Regions from separate parts of the Mus musculus genome. Here region 1 is linked to region 2. The links are chromatin loops, found by intact Hi-C in ENCODE. Cell type or tissue: heart. All regions are shown on one strand. Links, peaks and the distances in the headings refer to the core of each region. The heading gives the core; the rest is flanking DNA.

The links. Hi-C counts contacts between places; a loop is a spot of excess contacts. Peaks named below come from ENCODE experiments on the same cell type or tissue, not always from the same donor. Only the 100,000 strongest peaks of a DNase experiment are listed, where the experiment ranks them.
Region 1: it touches region 2 in a loop (2.8-fold over the local background); 3 of 42 quality-filtered maps call a loop at or near these places.

The regions. Positions count from the first base shown.
Region 1 is chr2:121,993,207-121,998,596 of GRCm38, reverse strand. Ctdspl2 (CTD (carboxy-terminal domain, RNA polymerase II, polypeptide A) small phosphatase like 2) reads right to left here. Exons shown (of 13, transcript NM_212450.4): 8 at 5,165-5,251. Among named protein-coding and RNA genes, the nearest start is that of Eif3j1, 33 kb to the left of the region's middle. In heart, for the core only: a CTCF peak has its summit at 2,643 (motif pointing right); no DNase peak of the experiment used is centred there.
Region 2 is chr2:121,839,183-121,844,572 of GRCm38, reverse strand. No RefSeq gene overlaps it. Among named protein-coding and RNA genes, the nearest start is that of Golm2, 25 kb to the left of the region's middle. In heart, for the core only: a CTCF peak has its summit at 2,938; no DNase peak of the experiment used is centred there.

The DNA of each region.
Region 1 (5,390 bases), core at 176-5,175, 150 kb before region 2:
ATCTAAATATTACTAATAATTATAATGAAAACATAGTGCCAATGATTACTTACTGCAAAGGATGGGAAAGTTTAAAATTATTCTGAGGTATTGTTTTTTTTTTCTTTTTTTTTTTTTTTCTTTTTTCTTTTTTTTTTTTTTTTCTTCTTTTTTCCGGAGCTGAGGACCGAACCCAGGGCCTTGGGCTTGCTAGGCAAGCACTTTACCACTGAGCTAAATCCCCAACCCCCTGAGGTATTGTTTTTAATACTTTGTACAGTAAGTTACTATTCAAATACTGTTCTCTAATTAAAAGTGACATCAGTATTAAAGTTATAATCCCAAATACTATATACAAGGCATAATTATGTACAAACATATATATAGACAATAAAATTAAGTTTATAAAACTCAGCAACAAAATAATTATAAAGTCAGAATTTATAAAAGAGAAAATGTAGTCTGGTATTTACAAAAGAATTTTTCACTTATATATATTTTTCTCTTCATGTAGCAAAAGTAAAGCTGGTTTTTCTAGGAAGAGTTAGAAGCCATAATACTTCTAATTCTCTTTTTGTGGTGTGAAAAATATCCTGAGCTATATGATTTCCAAGAAAACAAAGAAGAAGCTAAACTTTGCTAATCATTGGGCTCTCCACTGGCCTCTTCCCCCCAGCTTTCCCCATAAAAGCAACCTCTACCAATAAAAGAAAGCATCCTTTACAAGCTCCCTACAGCATCCTAGCTCCTTGAGTGCTTACCATAGTCTGATTTCTGGACAGCTGACCCAAAGTTTGTTGATTTTACTGATCCTCAGAAAGCCACTCACTGGCTAAAGTCTTAATGGTGAATACGGTCAAAAAATCAGATGCCCCTGCCTTACTGTACAGAATGAGGAGATGGACAACACAGTTGCGTTTGATGCACTGTGGTGAGACATATGAGGTATCTTCTTTGTCTTCAATCAGCCACATTTGGGCTGAGTAGCTCTATTACATCTTCAAAAAACTGAGCTCCAGTTCTTGATGGAGACAGAGGAAGGTCATTGAGGAGGTGTTTCAGCTCAAGAGCTAAGTGAAAAATGTCTTTTGATTCAGTTCTGCTTGTGGATAGCAGTCATCTTCTGGATGGAAGAGGGAGTGAGATGACCTAGAGTCTTGAATTGGTGGATCTGCAGGAACAGAAACTAAATACAGTGGAGACCTCTTAACTGAGTAACACCATGAGATGGATTTCCTGACAATGTGTCAATATTAAACTAACTACAAGTTTAAACGTGCATTGGAGTGATCATGCACCTGTTTTTCCAAATAAAATGCATCTGTACAATTTTATGAACAAATCTTTTCTCAATCACTATGAAACAATTTTTAGGAAAAGTGTGTATTTATTAAATAGTACAGCAGTTCAAATAATCTGTACCTTTTGTGAGTGTAATACTCACTTTCAAGTCAGTTCTTTCATATTTCTTATATACACAAGCAAGTCTGTCTATCTCATCTAGCATCAGAGTAACTAGTCACCTTTGAGAAGGGTCTTTTATTCTTTCTCCATAAGAAGTGGACATGTAAATACTAAATTTAGACTTGAACAATTTATCTGTCTGAAAATTCTAAGGGTGGTATTACCTAAACTTATTTCTATTCACCAAAATAAGAAGAGCACATATTACAAAGTATGGTGATCTATAAGTATAGTAGCTACCTGAAAATTCCCTTAATCTTAAGAAAGTCTATTATCAGATCTTTATCAAATTTTCATTATAAAAATAAGAATTCCAATGAGTATTGGATTACTACCCCTAAGAATGCAATTTTATAAATTTACAGTATATATTCTCATAATTATTAGATCATAGGTCAGCAAATTAGGGCCTGTTAGCCAATTATAGACTACCACGTACTTTTTAGAATATTAAGTATTATTGGAACACAACCATATTTTTGAATACTTTTTGAGACAGGGTCTCACTATGTAGCCCACTCTGGCCTGGAACTTGTAATATATATAGCCCAGGCTGGCCTCAAACCAATGATTTTCCTACCACAGCCTCCCCTGTACTGGGATTGCAGTACTGGATTACAGGTGTAGGCCACCACTTCTGCTCATCTCCTTTTCTTGCATGGTTCATTTCGGGTTTGGAACAGCAGAAAAAGTGGTTGCAACAATAGCCATAAAATCTAAAACTCCTGATTTAGATAATTTATAACTTGAAACTGGTTTGAAGTGGAAGAAAAATAAAAGGTAGAACTGAAATTAGATATAGATGAACCTTTACAAGCTGAACACAAACTAAAAGTAAATCCTAAAAAAAGATATTTATCTTGCCTGATTCACAACAAGAAGCTAATTTTTAAACAAACACACATAGACACGCACATGCATCAGAGACTCATACAGACACACACATGCACACACAGATACACACAAGAATGGGATGCTATAGAACAGATATATTTAAGAACATATAGGCAGGTACCATGAATGTGCTATGTAAATTTCACCTCAACAAATTATTTTAAAATAAGAGTATATGCAGTATTTTATGGGTTTCTACCTTTAAGTGAGCCATGTTACATTACAGTGGTTAGATATGTAAGTTACATCTTACCTAATAATGTGGTTTCTCCAAAATCTCTTAGCTCATCCCAGACCCTTGTGTATATTCTTCTTTGCCAGTAGATGGAGACAACACCACTGAAAGTTTAAAAAACATCATTCCCTGTTTAAAGGGAGCTTGCTGGTCTGAAAAAACTGGGGGGAAGTCCTAAACCAAAGGACTCTCCATTTTTAAAAAGCTATGGCAAAACCACAAATCCAAGGAAGTTACTCGATATTAATATGGACAATCTTTAAAAATTTAGTTGAGGGAATTATGTCCTTCATAAAGTAAATAAAACTGCAATCATCTCTATAGCTTCTAAAACTCAACATCAAGCTCATTGCTATTTAGATAGTTGTGTTACTTTCTGTTCACTTTCAGAAAGTGCAACTCAAATATGTGAAAAAGTAGTTTTTGGAATTCTATAAAAGTAGGTATAATATACTGTATAGCTTTCTAAGCCTTTAGTTAATATGTACTGTTTTTTTTTCCAAACAAATACAATTATCCAGGTCCACACGTAATACCAACTTTTAAAAAGAAAATGCAGAAATGTTGGAAGCAATAAGAAAAATTTCAATATAGCATATCCATACTGAAAGGAGCCAAATGAATCCATTTCCCATATTTATTTCACTACTCAAAAAAAAAAAAAAAAAACACATAAAAAAGCAAAAAAAACAAAAATAACAAAAAAAAACAAAAAACAAAAAAAAAACCCAAAACTAAAACCACTACCACCACCAACAAAACCACACACAGAACAACCTAGAAGCCATTTGTAAGAGATAAATTTCAAATTGAGAAACTTAAGAATTCTCAAATAAGCTTTCCCTTTGAAATACAAAGGCCTTAAACAAGTTTTCAAAGTCATTCAAAATAAATGAATAAAAACCAAACTACAAAGAATAAACAACAATGCTACTGCATGGAAAACAGAGCACTAAGTTATTGCTGCATTACTTATATTGGCCTTAAGACTCCTGTCCCTTAAGTGGATTAAAGATGAGCACTCTATCTGGCAGGGAACAGCTCATTCAGAAAAAGCCTTAAACCAAACAACAATTCAAAATAAGAAAATCTTAAAATCCATTATTTTATGTATCTCTTCCCCTAATAATGTATCAGGACTAGTATCACTTTAAAAGGAGAGGAATATACTATTCAGATATTATAATGCCCGTCTAGATTAAATTAGAATGAAGATCCAGGTAAATTAAATCCTCATGATTTATGACTACTTAAAGCATTTGGCAAAGTAGCCCTGAAACATCTATTTAACTCTAAAATCTTATAATTCCTACAAGACAACAACTGAAATCTACCCCAAAAATCCTCCAAAAACCAAAAAACCAAAAATGCTAAAAAAAAAAATCATAACCACTTTGTACTTGCCCACCAAGAGCACATACAAACCAGGGACCTGGTCATTACTCACATAGCAAATGCTGCAGCTTTATTAAGCCTGAGGTGGCTTCCTCATGACAAGAAATTACTGACTTTTCCCAATCTTTAAGCAGCTTGTGTATGTAAATGTTATGCGTATGTTAACAAATGCAAACACACAAAAGGATTCTGCAGTTCTTTTTTGTTTGCTTGTTTTTGTTTTGTTTTGGTTTTTTGAGACAGGGTTTCTCTGTATAGCCCTGGCTGTCCTGGAACTCACTCTGTAGACCAGGCTGGCCTCGAACATAGAAATCCGCCTGCCTCTGCTTCCCGAGTGCTGGGATTAAAGGCGTGCCCCACCACGCCCAACTGGATTCTGCAGTTCTTAAAAGTACAGTCATTTCTTTCTTTTCTTTTTTTTTTTTTTTTTGTTGTTGTTGTTTTTTCAAGACAGTGTTTCTCTGTGTAGCCCTAGCTGTCCTGCAACTTACTCTGTAGACCAGGCTGGCCTTAAACTCAAATTCATCTGCCTCCGCCTCCCAAGTGCTGGGATTAAAGGCGTGCGCCACCACGCCTGGCTGTATAGTCATTTCTTAATTAAGCCAATCCTCTAATAAAAATTCTAATAAAAGTATGGCCAACAGATAATCCACAGTAAAATCTTAACAATATTTATATTTTGCACTGTAACCTGTCCACCAAAGATGAGAAAAATGCTTGTACCTAATAATAAAGCAGCAACTACAGGATTCCTTGAATTCTCTTATTAATATAAATTAGATATATTGAACTGTAATTTTACAGATAACATTACTGTAGTAAGTAAAAATGACCAACAAGGAATGAATATTTCATTATTATTATTAATTGGATTTATGGGGAAAAATAAAGACAAAATCCCAGTCTTAACGTGGCAAGTTGTTCTTGGGGATCTGTATCAGTGTTCCTTGCCTCCACCTGCTGGCAAAGATTATGAAACTAGTAGAGATCACAAATCAGAAAAGTTAGTGTTTTTTAATTATAAATTAATGTTTCACATTAACTATCTAGCATAATGCTACTACTTTGTGTTAATAAACCATTAAAATACTGATAAAACTACTAGTAAATCTACAGAAAGACACACTGAACATCACAAAAAAAATTTTCTTCACTCAGAATGTTACCTAATGGTTTAAAAATTAGGCTTAAAATTACCTGATAAATGACATCTTGGAAAAGGACTGGAAAAGTGAGCGCTGCATCTTCTAGCTCATTCAGACTGCAGTGCACTAGTGTCTCATCCTTAAAACAGAGAAAAACAAAACATTAACAGAAACTTCAAACAACAGTTTGATGAAGTATTCATTACTCTTTGTAGAATTTATGTTGTATGTGACATAGCAGATTAGGCCAGGATTTCTCCTAAAGTCAGTGGCTCTCA
Region 2 (5,390 bases), core at 113-5,112:
CACTAAGCCATCTCACTGACCCTTTGGATTTAAAGATTTATTTTTATTTATGTGTCTGTATATATGAGTGTGTTTTATGTGTGTGGGGGTGGCTGAGGAGACCAGATCTCTGGCACTGGTGTTGTGAGCCACCTGATGTGGGTTCTGGGAACTAAATTTAGGTCCTCCAATAGAGCAGCAAGTGTTCTTTCTGCTGAGCCATCTCTCCAGCTTCTGGGAGTTTCATTTGTTTTATTTTGTTTTGCCTTTTGTTGTTCTTAAGACAGGTGGTTGATTGACAGCCTGGAGCTGGAACTCGTTCTGTAGACTGCAATGGCATTGAACTTTCTTTGAACCTCCAGCCTGTGTTCCTCAAGTATCACACCCAGCTAGTTTTCTTGCGTCTTTATGCTCCTGTATCTCTAACAGTTCTCCATCATGTTTGTCTTTCACAGTCTTGACACTCTTCAATTACAGTAACTAGGAAACCAGCAGATGTACTTCAGTTTGGGTTTATCTGTTTTTTCATTAGACTGAAATCACAGATTTTTGTTTGATTTTTTTGGTATTTTACCTAAAAAGAAAGGTAGTGTTCCATTCTCAGTGTTTCCAACTAAAGGAACATGATAGTGGCATGTCTAATTTCTAATTATTTTTATCCATGATCGTTTGGTTAACATGGTATTGTTATTAACTTACTAGGACTCTAGCAGCCCTAAAAAGCTGGGTTTGTTCTATATTATTAATTAGGATTCTTCTGTGAGTAGTAATTGCCCCTTCCCTTCCATTTATTTGTTTACTTAATTGCTTTTTATGTCAGAATAAACTCATAAACATTTATTATATCCTTGGGTTATGATATAATCCTATCCTCACATATTTGTGGATTAGATAATTAACTCTTCCCTCACTGTGAGCTGTTTTAGGCCGACCTCTGACTGTAAGCCCTCTGGGAGAGAAAGCAATAGTTTAAAGACAGGCACTGTGTCCCATCCTTTTGACTACGAAACTGTTAAAAACATTGGACCCCGAAGAATTTAAATTGGCCCAGGAATCCCATGTTCGGCATGGAAAGACACCAGCCAGAGGTGGTGCTTACTTCCCAGAGAGAGATTTTACACAGTTCTGTCAATGTAAATAAACATATGTGTGTTTCCTGCTTACATTTTTTTCTATGAAATTATAGCACAGGGTGAACATGAAAAGCCCTTTCCCAGAGGGATCACAACAGTCCAACAGAACTAACAAGAAATCTGACACCCACTTCTGGGCTCTCTGGATACCCACATGCACGTGCACATTCTCTCTCTCTCTCTCTCTCTCTCTCTCTCTCTCTCTCTCTCTCTCTCACACACACACACACACACACACACACACACACACACACACACACACACACACACAGAGAATTGGGCAACTCTGCTACAGAATAGTGGAAGTTGGAGTTCTCATCCAGTGAGACCCAACTGAAAGTAACTCCACTGACCTTTGTTGGTTTGTCTGCTATTTTCTTTCTTACTTTTTTCTTTTTTTTTTAAGAGTAAGTTTTTTTCTTAATTTATTTATTATTATATGTAAGTACAGTGTAGCTGTCTTCAGACACACCAGAAGAGGGCATCCAATCTCATTACAGATGGTTGTGAGCCACCATGCGGTTGCTGGGATTTGAATTTAGGACCTCTGGAAGAGCAGTCAGTGCTCTAAACCACTGAGCCATCTCTCCAGCCCTGCCTGCTATTTTCCTAATAAACAGCAGGATTATAAAGCTTAGACACCCCCAACATGACCTCTGACTTCTTCTGATGTGTTTATTCATTTCTCTTTCTTTCTCCCTTTTTCTTCCTCCCTTCATCCTCTCCCTTTCTCTCTCTTCTCATCGTGGAGGTTTCTAGCTAAATGTTTATTGGTTATTTAGTTGATATTTTGACTTTTTTCTTTCCTTATTTTATTATGCAAGCACTACTATTTTCCACAATTACCCTGAAAGGTCAAAGCATGACGAATATACTGGAGAGAGGGAGAGAGAAAAGCATAGCCAATGGCATTTATTTTCTGGTTCCTTGCTTTTTGTTGTTTTGTTTTTAAAGCTTAGGGAAACTTATCCAAGCACTCACAGTCTCCTTAGTCTCCTGAAAGTGATAACAACACTTATATCAGGGAGCCAATGAAGACTAGATAAGCTTTTAGCAGAAGAGGAGTTAAGTGTCTGTTGCTTTTCTGTTGCTATGATAAAAAACCATGACAGTTTATAGGAGGAAGGTTTATTTTAGCTTATATTTTCGGAGTCTTTAATAGTGGGGAAGACATCGAAGCAGGAAAGCATGATGGTAAAAGTAGGTAGCTTGCTGATCACATTGCACACATATTCAGGAAGCAAAGAGAACAAGCAGGAAGTAGAGCAAAGTTATAAACTCCCAGCGATGTACTGGGTGGCTAAAATTATGTTTTAAGTTGAAAATACTGTGTTTAAGAGATCTGTAAAAGCAAAAATGATTCTAACCTATAGGACATATAACTTTTTGGAATGCTGGGGCATGTTGCTCATGTAAGATAACAAGCCACATGTTTTCCCTTTGGTAAACACGGTTGGTTGCCCAATTGCACAGGGTGTGCTTGATCACACATAGATGGGAGATACATAGGCAGGAAGTATCTCAAGGTGTGTATTTGCCCTCATTGGACAAAGGTGGGAAGTACGAAAGTAGCCTTGTGGATTTTGCCTCTATAAGCACTGGACTAATGTAATTCAGGACCATTCTCTGGGAATCCCAAGTATGGACCTTGGCAGTGTCCACTGTCCTAGCCAGGACAATTTAATAAATCTTGCCTCAAATTTGGCTTAAAAATTGTGGTAGTGGTCTTATTCTTACTTGGTGAGATTAACAATATTTCTTTGAGCAAGACTGTACTTCCTAAAGGTTCCATAACCTTGCTAAACAGCACCACTTAGTGGAGACCAACTGTTCAAATATATAAGATATGAGGGACATTTCTTTTTTGTTTGTTGGTTTTTTTGGTTTTTGTTTGTTTTGGCTATCCTGGCACTCACTTTGTAGACCAGGCTGGCCTCTAACTCAGAAATCCTCTTGTCTCTGCCTCTCAAGTGTTGGGATTAAAGGCATGCGCTACCACCGCCCGGCCGACATTTCTTATTCAAACACTACATTTGGACCCCTGGTTCCTTAGGCTCATGGTCCTCTCCTGATATAAGTGCATTTAGTCCAATTTCAAAAGTCCCCATAGTTTTTAACAGTTTCAACACTGTTCACAAATCTAAAATTTCATCTGAAACTCAAGACAATCTCTTAACTATGACCCCCTATAAAATCAAAATATAAATTATATGGTTATATGTTGCCAGTGTATAATGTCACAGGATATACATTTCCATTTTTAAGTGGAAGAATGGGGACACAGTGACAAAAGGTTGGATCAAAGCAAGATGAAAACCCAGCAGGGAAATGTTCAAATCCTGTTGTTCTGTGCCCGGTATCTGGGCCACCCTCCAGCTTTGTTGTGTGTGGTATTTCTACTCCCCCTCTCCTCCCCCTCCTGCTCCCCCCTCCTGCCCCCCCCCCACCGTGTGACGCTCTCCACTATGATGTCTCACTGCTCTAACATTTCTGACATCTCTGCCACAACCCAGGCGTTATCTTTACGTCTTTATACGTTGATTTCTCAGGACTTTTTTTTTTTTTTTTTTTGCAGTAAGTCAGCCCTAGTGCATGAACCTTTCATGTTCCTAAAGCCAGTTCTATGTGGATGATACTGCTGAGTTTGGTTGTTAGTTTAGGATGGACCCTTGCCCCCTTGGATCATATGAACAGCAACTTTTGCATGCTGTTGATTTCTAGAAACAGGGAAATCCTTAGGCCATCTTAGCTGGGTGGGGTCTTGTCTTGGAGGCACCCTTCCCTTTGATCCAGTGAAGAGAAGGAGGTCTCTTTAATCACACAAATCTCATTAACACCTACAGCCAATCAACACACATCTTGACCACAACATTAGGCTTCCTAGTACTCGTCTCTCCAAACTATACATTTTGTATTTCTTTATTCTCCAGTTGCTCTTTTTCACTGTAGACCTACATAATCATTATTCTTAATAACCACATCATAGATTCAATTTTTTTTGTTTGTTTTGTTTTTTGTTTTTTGAGACAGGGTTTCTCTGTATAGCCCTGGCTGTCCTGTAACTCACTTTGTAGACCAGGCTGGCCTCGAACTCAGAAATCTGCCTGCCTCTGCCTCCCAAGTGCTGGGATTAAAGGCGTGTGCCACCAAATCTCTTCCACCAAAGAAACTGTGCCTTTACTTTTAAATTTAGCTGCAGGCATGTTTTTGGGACATGGGCAGAAGGCTGCTAGAGACCTTGTCAAAATATCACGGTCTCTAGCCCAATGGATAGTATTGTTCCCTTCTGAAACTTCTTGAGTCAGACTTCCACAGTCTGCATTGCTATCAGCATTACTGTCTTCCAGGTTTCTACTAGAACGGCTCTTTAAATCCTGCTTACAACATCCAAGCACTTTTCTAGTCCAAACTTTCCACATTCTTCCAAAACAAACCAACACCCGACTGGTTGGAGTCTTCACAGCAACACCCTCAACCCAGGCCCTGCCTAGTACCAACCTCTGTATCAATTACTATTCTGTTACTGTAATTAGACACCATGACCAGTAGTAGGTTATAGAATGAGAATCTATTGGAGCTTCGGGTTCCTGAGAAGAGTCCATAATGGCCAGGGAGGCACGGCAGCAGAGAGCTGGAGCAGAAAGCTGAGAGATTATTATTTCCACCAACACATAGGGAGCAGAGAGAATAAATTAGAAGTGGAGCAAGGCTATGTATGGGCTTTCAACCCTCCTCACCACCAGTAACATACTTCCTTCAGTAAGGCTATGCCTACCCAGAACTGTCCTAAACAGTGCCATGAGTATTCAAATATATAAGCCTACAGGAGCAGGGACATTTCTTACTCAAGCCACTACAGGCTGTTCTGAACTTTCCTTCACTAAAGAAATTAGTCCATTACTTTAAAATTTTATTCTCAAGCAAGTCTTTAGGGCGTAGGCAGATGCAATGACATCCTTTACTAAAATATCACATGTCTGTCTTCTAGGCTCTTGTTGATGGAGTATCTGCTCTTCTTTGAAACCTCTTGAATGAGCGAGCTCTCGACATTGGGTATTACTCTCAGCGCTACTCTCTCCCAGGCTCTGCTAATCCTGCCAGGTGAGAATAAAACCACTACAGGTTTGAGCCAAATCTGAAGAATGCGTTTTTTTTCAAAGCCAGGACCATTCTGGGGTTCCCAGAAAATGGCAGTGAGTCACCTTGTGCAGAGGCTTATAAAGGCAAACTCATAAAGCTATGTATGTCCCATCAGGCCCAATCAGGGCAAGCATACAT